2 separate regions of the Homo sapiens genome follow, and region 2 is linked to region 1. A link is an interaction called in ENCODE POLR2A ChIA-PET data of the cell type or tissue named here. Cell type or tissue: PC-3. All regions are shown on one strand. Each heading gives the region's core, and the rest is flanking DNA. Links, peaks and the distances in the headings are about the cores only. Region 1 overlaps TBC1D23 (TBC1 domain family member 23). Region 2 holds the start of FILIP1L (filamin A interacting protein 1 like).

Region 1 (5,388 bases), core at 336-5,335:
GCCTTCCTGGGATACTTTGATTTTTTTCATCATTTTATCTCTAGGAATACTGTGTGAAAATAGCTTCTGAAGATATCTAAATGCTGGTGTTTTGGAAATTACAGGCTCTAACAGAAAATAATAGGATTAAACAGTTTGAAAAGGGGCAGGGCTTGAAATGAGTTAAATATTGAGAATTACAGATGGAAAGCAGGTAAGTACCTTCCATTAAGCTCATAAAATCAAATTCTTTCTTGTAGAAATAAAGAATTTAAGAGCCACTTAAACCTATTTTCTGAAATTTAATGTCTGTTTGTTTCAAGGGTCTGCGTAACTTTTTAACCTGAGTTAAGAAAATGATGACTAATAAAGTCATTTGTTGCAAGTCTTCATCTTTTTTCTTGATGCTTAAAGGAGTTTTTTCTTATCCTTTAGCTGACATAGCATTTGATAGTTGGGTGGAAATCTTGTAGTGTTTGCTTCTTTTTTATTTTAAAGTAGTTGTTACATTAAACTAGTTGTTATGGTGGTATTTAATAATTTCAGCAAGGAGATATACAGGTTGAATATCTCTTTGGAATACTTGCATTATACTTAACCGGTTGAGCATCCCTAATCAAAAATCTGAAATCCATAATGCTCCAATGAGCATTCCTGTGAGTATCATGTTGGTGCTCAAGAGTTTCAGATTTTGGAGCATTTCGGAGTTGGGATTCTTGGATTTGGGATGCTCCACCTATATAAGAAAATACTGTACATTTGCATAGAGCGTTACTCTTTATATATAATGCTTATATATATTAATAACATCTCATTTGGATCTTAAAACAGCTCTATGAGAAAGCAAAGTTATGCATTGGGCATGATGGCTCATGCCTATAATCCCATCACTTGGGGAGGCCAAGGTGGGAGGATTGCTTGAGCTCAGGAGTTCGAGACCATCCTGGGCAACATAGTGAGGCCTCGTCTTTACTAAAAATAAAAAAAATTAGCCAGACTTGGTGGCACAAACCTGTAGTCCCAGCTACTTGGGAGGTTGAGGCAGAAGGATTGCTTTAACGGGATGAATCGAGGCTGCAGTGAGCTGTGCACACCAAGCCTGGTGACAGAGTGAGACTCTGTCTCTAATAATAATAATAATGATGTCCATGGGTTATTTTTCCTTTAAACAGTTTCTAACCTTTATTTTGAAGCCTCTGTGCATCACTTTGTGATGCAAAAGATTTATTCATCTCATATATATGTGCAATTTGAATACTAGAAATCCTTTATTTTGTGAATTCCATTTAGATTAACCATCAGCATGAAATTCAATGAAATCCTTTTATCAAAAAAAATGTTCCTTGATGGTTGGAATCCAGCTTAAAAAAAAACCCAATATGTATTTCTTTGCCAAACTATGATCCCCATTGGCATAGTACCCTTGAGAATTGTCCAAATGTTGCAAAGTGTTGTCACTTCATTTGCTGTAGTTGTTTCTTTATAACAACTATGTTTCTGAAATGATAGTTTCAAGACAAGGAATGTTGGTAATGTTTCTTTTATCATTACACTTTGGATAAAGTGGAAATTTGTAATTGACATAGGTAATATCTCTCTCTCTTTGCTGTTTTCGTGCCATTCTCTATCTTAGGCAAAAGTTACACTCTGTTTTTAGTTTCCAAATAAACTGCATTAGTGGGGTGGAAAAACAAGGATGCATTTCTTTGTGCCTTAAAAATACTGAAAAGTCACCTCATATGTATAGAAGGGAACAGTGTTGAGGATTTTTATTTTAAGAAAACATGAAAGAAGAAAGGATTTAGAGTGCTCGCTGAAGTTGACTGCTCATTAGAGAAATTTCCAATTTTGTAGTCAAAATCTTATAGCAAATGCATTGCAACATTACACATATAGTTATGAGAAACGTTTTTTGTGTATCTTTTTATTTTTTACTTAGGCAACAACTGAGTTTTTTTCTTAGCAGAGAAAAGGGCACCGTTGGTACCATTGGTGTAATTTGATCTTCATGGATTGTGGATCAAAAATAAATCTAAGATTTAAAACACCTGTTCCATTTGTAGTTAATTTTAGTAGCTTATAGAATAACATTTCTGTGATCTCTAGCCCTTTTGCCTATTGCATACAATGATGAAATACTGTAGCTATTAAATTTGCCTTGTGAAGCCAAGAGGACTAGATTTAGCACCGTCTTTACTTGGCTCAAGATCCTGATTAAAACACAAATTCTAGAGATTACATTATTCATAAGGGAATCTCCCAAAGCTGTTTTTGTGGATCTGGTCCTAATGCAAAATTTTACAAATTGTTTAAAGCTGGTGAATGGGTGTTTTTCCCCTTGGCATATAAATTTGTAACTTGTTAAAATGCTTGTAACAAGCATGTCTGATTCTGACACAAATCTAGATAACTTCACAATTATCAAATTGTATCAAATTGTTCTCACAAGACTTTAAGTTGTCAAGGTCTTTTCTGAATGTGCTATCATACTATTGAAATACTTGGAAAGTTTTGATGGTTTGAGGTTGGTATTTAAAAATAAGTTGCACAAGACATACTGTGGTCCTTGAGCTCCATGCATATCTACTGTACAAGTGAATCTGTAGCAAAGTTTTCTCTTTTCATTTCTACCAAATGTCATACAGAATATTCAAGAACTAATTAAGGAGTTTTGTTATGGTAGTACTTTGTAACCAGCGTCCTAACAATAGTAGCAAAATAAGTTCAGACAAAGCTTTGGTGCTGATGTCTCATTCCCTGGGCATTAAGAAACCCCCAGAAATGTGGTGGCACAAATTAAGCCATGAAACCACAATTCAATACATGCAGCTTGCCACTGCTTACTCACTGTTCCACAATTTGCTAGTGCTTATGACTAATTAGGTATTCACTTTAGAGTTTTAAGTAATTGGTCAGAGGCTTATACCTGATTAGGATATGTACATGGACAAGCTGGGCTGTCATGGTTTAATCTGAGCTTACAGTGATTTACATTCTAAACAAATATGAATAAATTGCACTTCAGAGCCGCTCCCACCTCTGTTCAACAGGATTTAGATGATAGGACTTGGACTAGAACCTTGGAATAGCCATCTGGCATGTAAGCTACATAAGAGCATTGACTTTTTTTTTCTGTACTGCATCCCCTGTGCCTCACACAGTGAGTAGCCTGTAGTAGGTGCTCAATACATACGTGTTGAAGGTTTGAATAAAAGAATACTTATGTCAGGGAAGGAAATAATTCAGTATATGGGTTAGGAAAGCAGAGGAAAATCTAAATGAGAGTGTTTTAAGAAGACAGTCAAACTTTGCAGTGTATGTAAAGGGGACGAGAGCTGAGAAAGATGACTAATGACTTCTGAGAGCACCTTTAGTAGAGTGATAGAGGTTTTGGGTGAATGAGAGAGTAAGTTTAGGTGAGTGGAGACTACTGTTTTCAAGGAAGTTGAACTGTAAAAGGAAGGAGAGAGATGACTTTTTGATGGGGAGTAGGTTATATTTATATATAGGACCCTTTAAGTAAGTAAATGTGAAAATTTTAAAGGAAAGGAGATAATCACAGGTTATATTTTTGAATGCTAGAAGTACTTTCAGTGAAGGTTTCTGAGTTCATTTGTTTTCTCTTGGCTCTGTTTAATACTGTTAGCAGACTCACAGGTTTGAATAATATCATATGCAATAGAAATAACATATTTAAGATGTTATTTTTTAACATCATGTCAGGCTTTGGGCTTTTATTGATTTCCCAGTAGTGTAGCTTTTGTATTTTTATTTTAAGAAAACAATAATAAATCTTAGACTTTGGCCACTTTAAGACACAATATTAATTTTTTTTAATGTGGTAATTGGATTTTCTTTGTAATTTCTCTATACTCTGCATTTAAGTGTAGAGTGATTACATACATTATAGACCCTACTTGGTCCTTTAAAAACTGCTAGTCTTCATTATTTTTATAATTACAGAAAAGGATTCAATTTTAAGAATTTTGAAGATTAGTGAAGCTGACTTAGCTTAGTTGATAGACTGAGAGGCTTCATGAATTTAAAACATTTTTTTTCCAACCCAGAAAACATTCTATTAATATCTTAAGTGTTTTAGATTTGGTTAAGAAAGGGGGTGGAGATGATACAGAGAGTGGTCCCTATGGAGTGGTGAGGATCAAAGAGGGATGAGAAATGGAAGTGGGTTGGCAAGAGAGGGAAGAGATAGATTTAAGATGAGGGAAAAGTTGTTACATATATTGTCAAGAATTCTTTGTGAAAGGAACAACCAAAAGTTTGGTAGCTGGATGGAAAGGGAGAACGTGGAGACGTTTTTGTGGTGGACATTGCTGTTTCTAATGGCAATTTTTGAGCATGTTTTCTCAGAAGAAAGAGCCAGTAGAGAAAGAAGTGGAAAATAGGAGAGAAGGGATAATGGATGGCACATGGCTTCTGAAAGATCGTGGGGAGTGGGTGGAGATAAGAGTCAGGTGAAGTTACCAGTCTTAGGCTAGAGAAGAGATACGTAAGTCTCCTGTGGATACAGGAAAGAAGAAAATGACTGGAATAATAAGTTGCTTATGTTTGTTTGTTTTTGGAGGGGGCTGAGATCAAAGGGAAGAGAAGCCTGCTGGCCTATATATTCTCTCTGGAGTCATAAGTAAAGTCACCTGAGGTAAAGTGGCTGGGTAAGGAGTCTGAAGTAAGTGCTGAATAGGAGATTTTCAGGCACTATTGTTATATGATAGCATCATAGAGTTGTCTTATTTTCCCAAGAAGCCCACATTGAGTAGAGTATAGGAACAGAGAAGGCAGACTGGTTAGATTAACCTAATGTTGGGAATTTGCAGCTTTCTGAATGTGACAGAAAGAGCAAGGAGTGAAGAAGTCAAGGGTGTTGTCAAGAATGTGCTTTAAGTTTTGGGCCATGGAATCAAGACAGAGGACATAAAGTGAAGCCACATGAAGGCTTTTCTAACGAATCCATGCCACCCTTCCATCCCTTACCTTTGTCTCCATCCACAGGGAGTATGGGGAGGATACTTACTCCCTCAAATTAATTATTTTCTCCACTCAAAAATTGAGCCACATGTTTTTATATCTTTTAAGTTACTTCCAAGTTTATCATACTGTAAACCTTTAAAATACAGTTTGTTGTCAGCTATAAGTTGAACTTGTTTCGCCTGTTTATCCTTCCAATATTCAGTATTGGAGAACTAAAATGAGACAGATAAAGTAGTACATGTGCCACATTGTTTCCTACTTAATGATTCTGTAAAGTATCCTTTCTTAAGTAGCAGTTACTTAATACGCTAGAGAAGTAATATGTTTGAGAACATGCAGTATTTCGTTTTCTGTTCCTCCTTTAGTTTGCTAGTGATAATGGCCTCCAGAGATGACACAAACAAATGGAAAAACATTCCATCC
Region 2 (5,388 bases), core at 315-5,314, 160 kb before region 1:
CCCAATAACCAGCACGGGGCCTGGCACAGAGTAGGCATTCTAAAATAGTTGATGAATGAATGAACAAATGAGCAAACAAACTAAGCTATTACTATAAAAGTGTTCCCCTAATATAACTAAACAAACTTACTGTGTATTGCTGGTAGGCACTAGTTCTACTCTAAGGAAAATAAAAGCTACTAGCACTTTTTCTTTAAATGTTTTTTAATGTAACATATTAGAAAGGTGAAGCGGGTATTACATTGGTAATGAAAATTTTGCTTTAGGTTAGAACATAGAATAATATGGACTGTAATCAGAAGAAAAGAAGATAGAGCCCATTACATTTAGGTTTTTTGCATCCTTGGACCTGCCTGACTCTCGGCAAGTTGCAATGGCAGTCTCCTACAATAGCACTCTATTAAAGGCACCATCATTTCAATGGCACAATAAAATATCTTCATTTCCAGTGCCAGCGCCACTACCTAAGACCAAGTCTTGACTAAATTTATTACTTAAATTTATTGCTAATTTATTGCTTAAATAAAGCTTAAGCAAAAAAGACAATTACACATGAACTTTAATAGAAGGTAAACTCTAAAAATAAATTGTCACTCTTTAAATAATGAATGCTTTTCTTTGCTGCAGAACTTTTACAGAGTATCTTTGTATTGGTTAGTATAAGAATCCAAACCCCACATTGCTTTGGGAAATTACTGAGAAAATTCTCATCAGAGTAGTAGACCTTAATTACCCAGGTGGAAAGAGCCCATGAATATTATTGCTGCCTTTAGAAGTTTTTATTAACAAACAGCTCTTACAGTATTTATGCTGATTTTTAATTAAGCATAATGAGAGTTTCATAATAGTGTCAACTGATAAATGTAGAGAAATGTTTACTTGGAATATTTGGCTTTGGGAGATAGCAGATTGATAAATCAGAAAATGTCATCACAGGAAAAACAAGTTTAACTGTAGCTAAAGGAACATTGCTGTAATTGCAATGCATTCTCTCTAGTATTAACTACACCATGTTCTCCTTTATGCATATCTAATACACACGTGGAATATGGTAGTGTAGTTAAACAGTGTATGTGTTGCACCTCTTCTATTCCTTCCTGAGATGTGAACAGATAATGAATAAAGAAAGATATGTAATCATTAATTGGTATGGAAAGAAAAAAGAATAACTGAATATGTCACAACCATTTTAACTGAACACATATCTCTCTTCAGTGGAGCGCCTATATACAAAACTGTGCAGCCACCCTAAACATTGAATAATCCTCCCATTGAGGAGTACAGTGAGCAGAATTTTCTGTGATATCATTTGGCAGCAGCCTAGCATCATTTCCCATTTATATCCAGATGTGATGTGCCCATGGATATCCAGTCATCTTCTGTGGGGTGTTACAGAACAAGTTCTTGATAGGTATCTCCCAAGACCTGCCAAAAACCTTATCTCAGAAACCTGCTTCTGTTCTCTGGCTCTCATTCATTAAATCTTAACATCAACAGAAGGTAAACAAACAAAAGAAAAAAGATACAATATAGTTGCCATTTGAAAATGTTAGTTTCTTCCATTAATCTTTCCATGAAAAGAGAATTCCTCCTCTGCAATTTAACCTATTCAGTATAATTCTCCATTTTCAACACATTGTGATGATTTTGACACTGTATATTGATCATTCACATCAGCTTACAAAATCAAGCTATTAAGAAGGAAAGCCATTTATCCAAACATACTTTTTCTTTAATTTTTGACTATCCATCTTACTCTTAACAGGATAACAATTTAAAGTTTCATTTTGGTTTTCTTTCATGTGTATCACTATAGTAAAACTTACCTACTGTCAGGATAGTTCCTCTATTTTGCAAGCAACTCTTAGTCATTTTAGCCTAAAAGTCATCATCTGTCATAAGCTCTTAATCATACTACGTTCCCTTGCATAATATTCACAAGATCCTACTTTTGGAGAGTGGTGTTGGCCGCTCCTAGCTGGTGAATAACACAGAAACATCCCAAAGCCTCTTCTCAGCAAGGATGGGGACACTTAGCTTACCGTGCAGGTACCGTGCAGGTGTTGATCACACCTGGTAATTCCTTCTTCTCATCCCCACCAAAATCCAACAGTGGAATCCAGGACCAACAACAACGTTTTCTTCTTCTCTTTTTGGACACCCTCTCAGTTTTTGTTTTGTAGGCTTGAAAGCCACCGAGAGTTTGCAACCAGGGGCCAGTGATAGCTCTGCAAAGGAGAGGCAGTGGGGAGCCCAACAACAAGTAGGCCCAAACACTAAATATTGCCCTCTTCCCTCTCCGGGCAGTGTCCTTCATGCTCTGAAGACAGGCAGCCTTACCAAAACTCTTACCCCACAGCTTGCCAGTCTCTGTGGAAGAAAGGTTCTAACTGGACTGGGCTGCAGGATGAGGTGACCCAAAAGCCAGGAACCATCTGCGCAGAGCAGACAAGTAGAGGCAGGCACAGGCTCCGTGAGCACGTCTGTGTGTGTGTGTGTGTGTCTGTGTATGTGTGTTTGCATGCCTGTGCCCAGCAGCTGCTCTCCAGATTAGAAGACACCACTCTTTGGCCAGCAACTCTGAAACACCCTCTTAGGTAATTTTAAATTCATGTGCACATCTTGGCTGAGAGTAGAAACTTCCCAAGCACAACCTGGGTCCCATTCTTTGCTGTGTTGCTACCCCAGATATATTGTGAACCACAGACAGCAGTGCTAGCACCTTAGGAACAGATGCCCAGATGGACATTAAATTGCACCTCATTTTGTACCCTGCAGCCATGAGCTGATGTAAGCCTTGTTTGTGATTTAAGTAACAAGGGCATGACCCCTTCTTTGACACCCATAACCCAAGGCACTGTAAACATTCGCTATTATTAACGCTGTGTTGGACTCAAACTTGAATGCCTGCCTGTTCCATTTAGTGTCACAGGAGACACGAGGGCAAAGTGCTGAGGAAACTCTAGAGCAACATCGGAATGCATGGTGGTATGTTTATTATTATTATTTGACATTTTGTTTTATATTATTCAAGTGTTAAGAAAACCTTCATACTTAGGATTGCTAAAATTTGAAGCATCTAATTTTCTTTAAGTAGGATCACTTGTTCAGATTGAGGGGTTGGATAGAAGGGAGGAGTTTGTTCATTTATTCAACAAATATATATTTCAGCATCCATTATGTATCAGATCACTTACCAGACATGCCTACCACCTGCCCAGTGCTCAAGTCATGCATTATCTAATTTAATCCTCACAGCAGCCCTTTAAATTAGTCCTACTCCTGGTGATCTAATGAGAAAACCAAAGATCAGAATAATTTAATAACTTCCTAGGATCTCACAGATGATAGATATAAGACTGAGGATTCAAAATTGAATCTGAGTTACTCCAAAGCCCATGCTCTTTATTTTTAATTTTTAACATCAAAATAATTTCAGACTTATAGAAAAAATACAGGAATAATAAAGAATTTCCATATGCTCTTCACTAAGGTTCTCCAATGTTTAACATTTTACCACTGGTTGTATTCTCCCTCTCTTTCTCTTTCTCTCTCTCTCTCTCTGTCTCTCTCTCTCTCTCTCTCTCTCTCTCTCTCTCTCTCTCTCTCTCTCTCTCTGTCTCTCTCTCTCATCCTCCTTTCCACCCGTGAGTTTATTTTGGTGTGTGTATATTTTTTTCTGAATTAATTTATATACTTTAGTGTGATTATCTTAAAAATGTAAGTATACTCTTCTACATAACCACAGTATAACAATTAAATTCAGTAAATCAACTTTACTTTCTAATCCATAGATCCCATTCAACTTTTCACCAAATGTCTCAATAATATCCTTTATAGAAAAAAAATGGTTTTTTAGTCCACGATTATGTGTTGCATTTAGTTGCCTTGTCTCTACGTTCCTTCAATCTTGAACAGTTCTGTAATCTTCCTTTTTTATATGTGACCTTCACATTTTTGAAGAGTACGTTTTGTAGAATGTTCCTTAGTTTAGATTTGTGTGATGTTTCCTCATTGTGAGATTGAAATTGTGTATTTTTATGGCAGGAATACTACAGAAACAATGCTGTATTCTTCTTAATCATATCAGGAGTCACATAAACGGAGTTAGTCTTGTAACCAAACCCACTTGCTTAAGGTGGTATCTGTTAGATTTACTGTAAAATTATGGTTTTTCCTTTTGCAGTTAATAAATATTTTGTGGGGAGATACTTGGAGACTAGGTAAACATATTGCTCTTAAATAAACTTTCTTAGAGTGAAGAAGAGCATTCCCTTCTCCTCACTTATTTTTGTGTTTATTTATATCAACATGAGCTCATAAATTGCTGTTTTATTGAATGAGTTATAAATCACTAATATCATTATTTATTTTAATGCTCAAATGATCTCAGATGTGGTCCTCATGTTTTTCTGAGTACTTTCTTACCTTCTGGCACAAGAAAATGTTCCATAAGCATCTTGTACTTTCTGTGCCCAACTCTGGAATTAGCCATATCTTCAAGAAGACCTCCATCCATTATGGAAAATGGTATTTAGAAACCAAGATCTGGGGATTGCGTGAGCTCATTGCTTCCAGGCCCTTTCAGGTAATAGGCTAGGAAACACAAACACACACGCGCGCCTATATCTGTTGCTCTGTCTATTTATATTAAAGACTATGAGATCACACTGATAGCTGCATTTCCAATCTAACACCATAGACATAATCTGGCTTTTAACCCTTTCCATATTTGTAACTCCTTTCCCCAACAGTGAGGATAAGGTGGTTTCTGTTATCCTCAGAATACTTATGTATTTGCTCATTGCCCCTGTGGGTAAGGGCCCCTTTGGCCCTTAGTCTTTTTGGCCCCATCATCCCTGATTTCTCAAGGAAAAGGAAAGGAAGTAGTCAAAATTTTTTAAATAAAAAAGAAGGAAATGATGAGAATAAGAGTTTCATGTTCTTTCTATACCATAAAGTATCTGTATCTTCATGGCAAGGTAGGTATTAGAAATCATCATGCAATCTCTGTGAAGGTGTGAAGATGTCATGGAAACAAAAGTTTATAAAGACTGAGGGAAGAGTTCAATTATTTATTCACATAAATAAATAATTGCCATGTGTCAGGCACACTGTGAAAGATAGACGTAGCCCTTGCCCTTGTGAACCTATAATCTAGTGGATTATTTTTATTATAGTTGCTATTTATTATGTCACACTTTGGCAACACTACATTAAGTACATTGAGCACTTTATTTATGTTATTTGATTTTAATTCAGACAGAAACCCTATGGGAGAAATAGTCTTTTTTTCCAACTTTACAAAAAACGGAACTGAGGTTTTGAAAGATTAAGTAATCTTTCCAACATCACTGAGATAATTAGTAAGAGACCGGGATCTGCATT

The links. ChIA-PET counts read pairs that join two places held together with the same protein. Peaks named below come from ENCODE experiments on the same cell type or tissue, not always from the same donor. Only the 100,000 strongest peaks of a DNase experiment are listed, where the experiment ranks them.
Region 2: POLR2A ChIA-PET joins it to region 1 with 5 read pairs; 6 of 35 experiments call an interaction of 5 or more read pairs at or near these places.

Annotation. Positions count from the first base shown.
Region 1 is chr3:100,267,056-100,272,443 of GRCh38, forward strand. All of the region lies in intron 1 of TBC1D23 (TBC1 domain family member 23), which reads left to right. Among named protein-coding and RNA genes, the nearest start is that of TBC1D23, 8.8 kb to the left of the region's middle. In PC-3, for the core only: no CTCF peak of the experiment used is centred there; a DNase peak (open chromatin) is centred at 2,936; H3K4me3 peaks cover 1,271 bases; H3K27ac peaks cover 1,578 bases.
Region 2 is chr3:100,112,011-100,117,398 of GRCh38, forward strand. The region is part of intron 1 of CMSS1 (cms1 ribosomal small subunit homolog); the gene reads left to right. FILIP1L (filamin A interacting protein 1 like) reads right to left here and starts at 2,491. Exons shown (of 6, transcript NM_001387850.1): 1 at 2,043-2,491. In PC-3, for the core only: no CTCF peak of the experiment used is centred there; no DNase peak of the experiment used is centred there.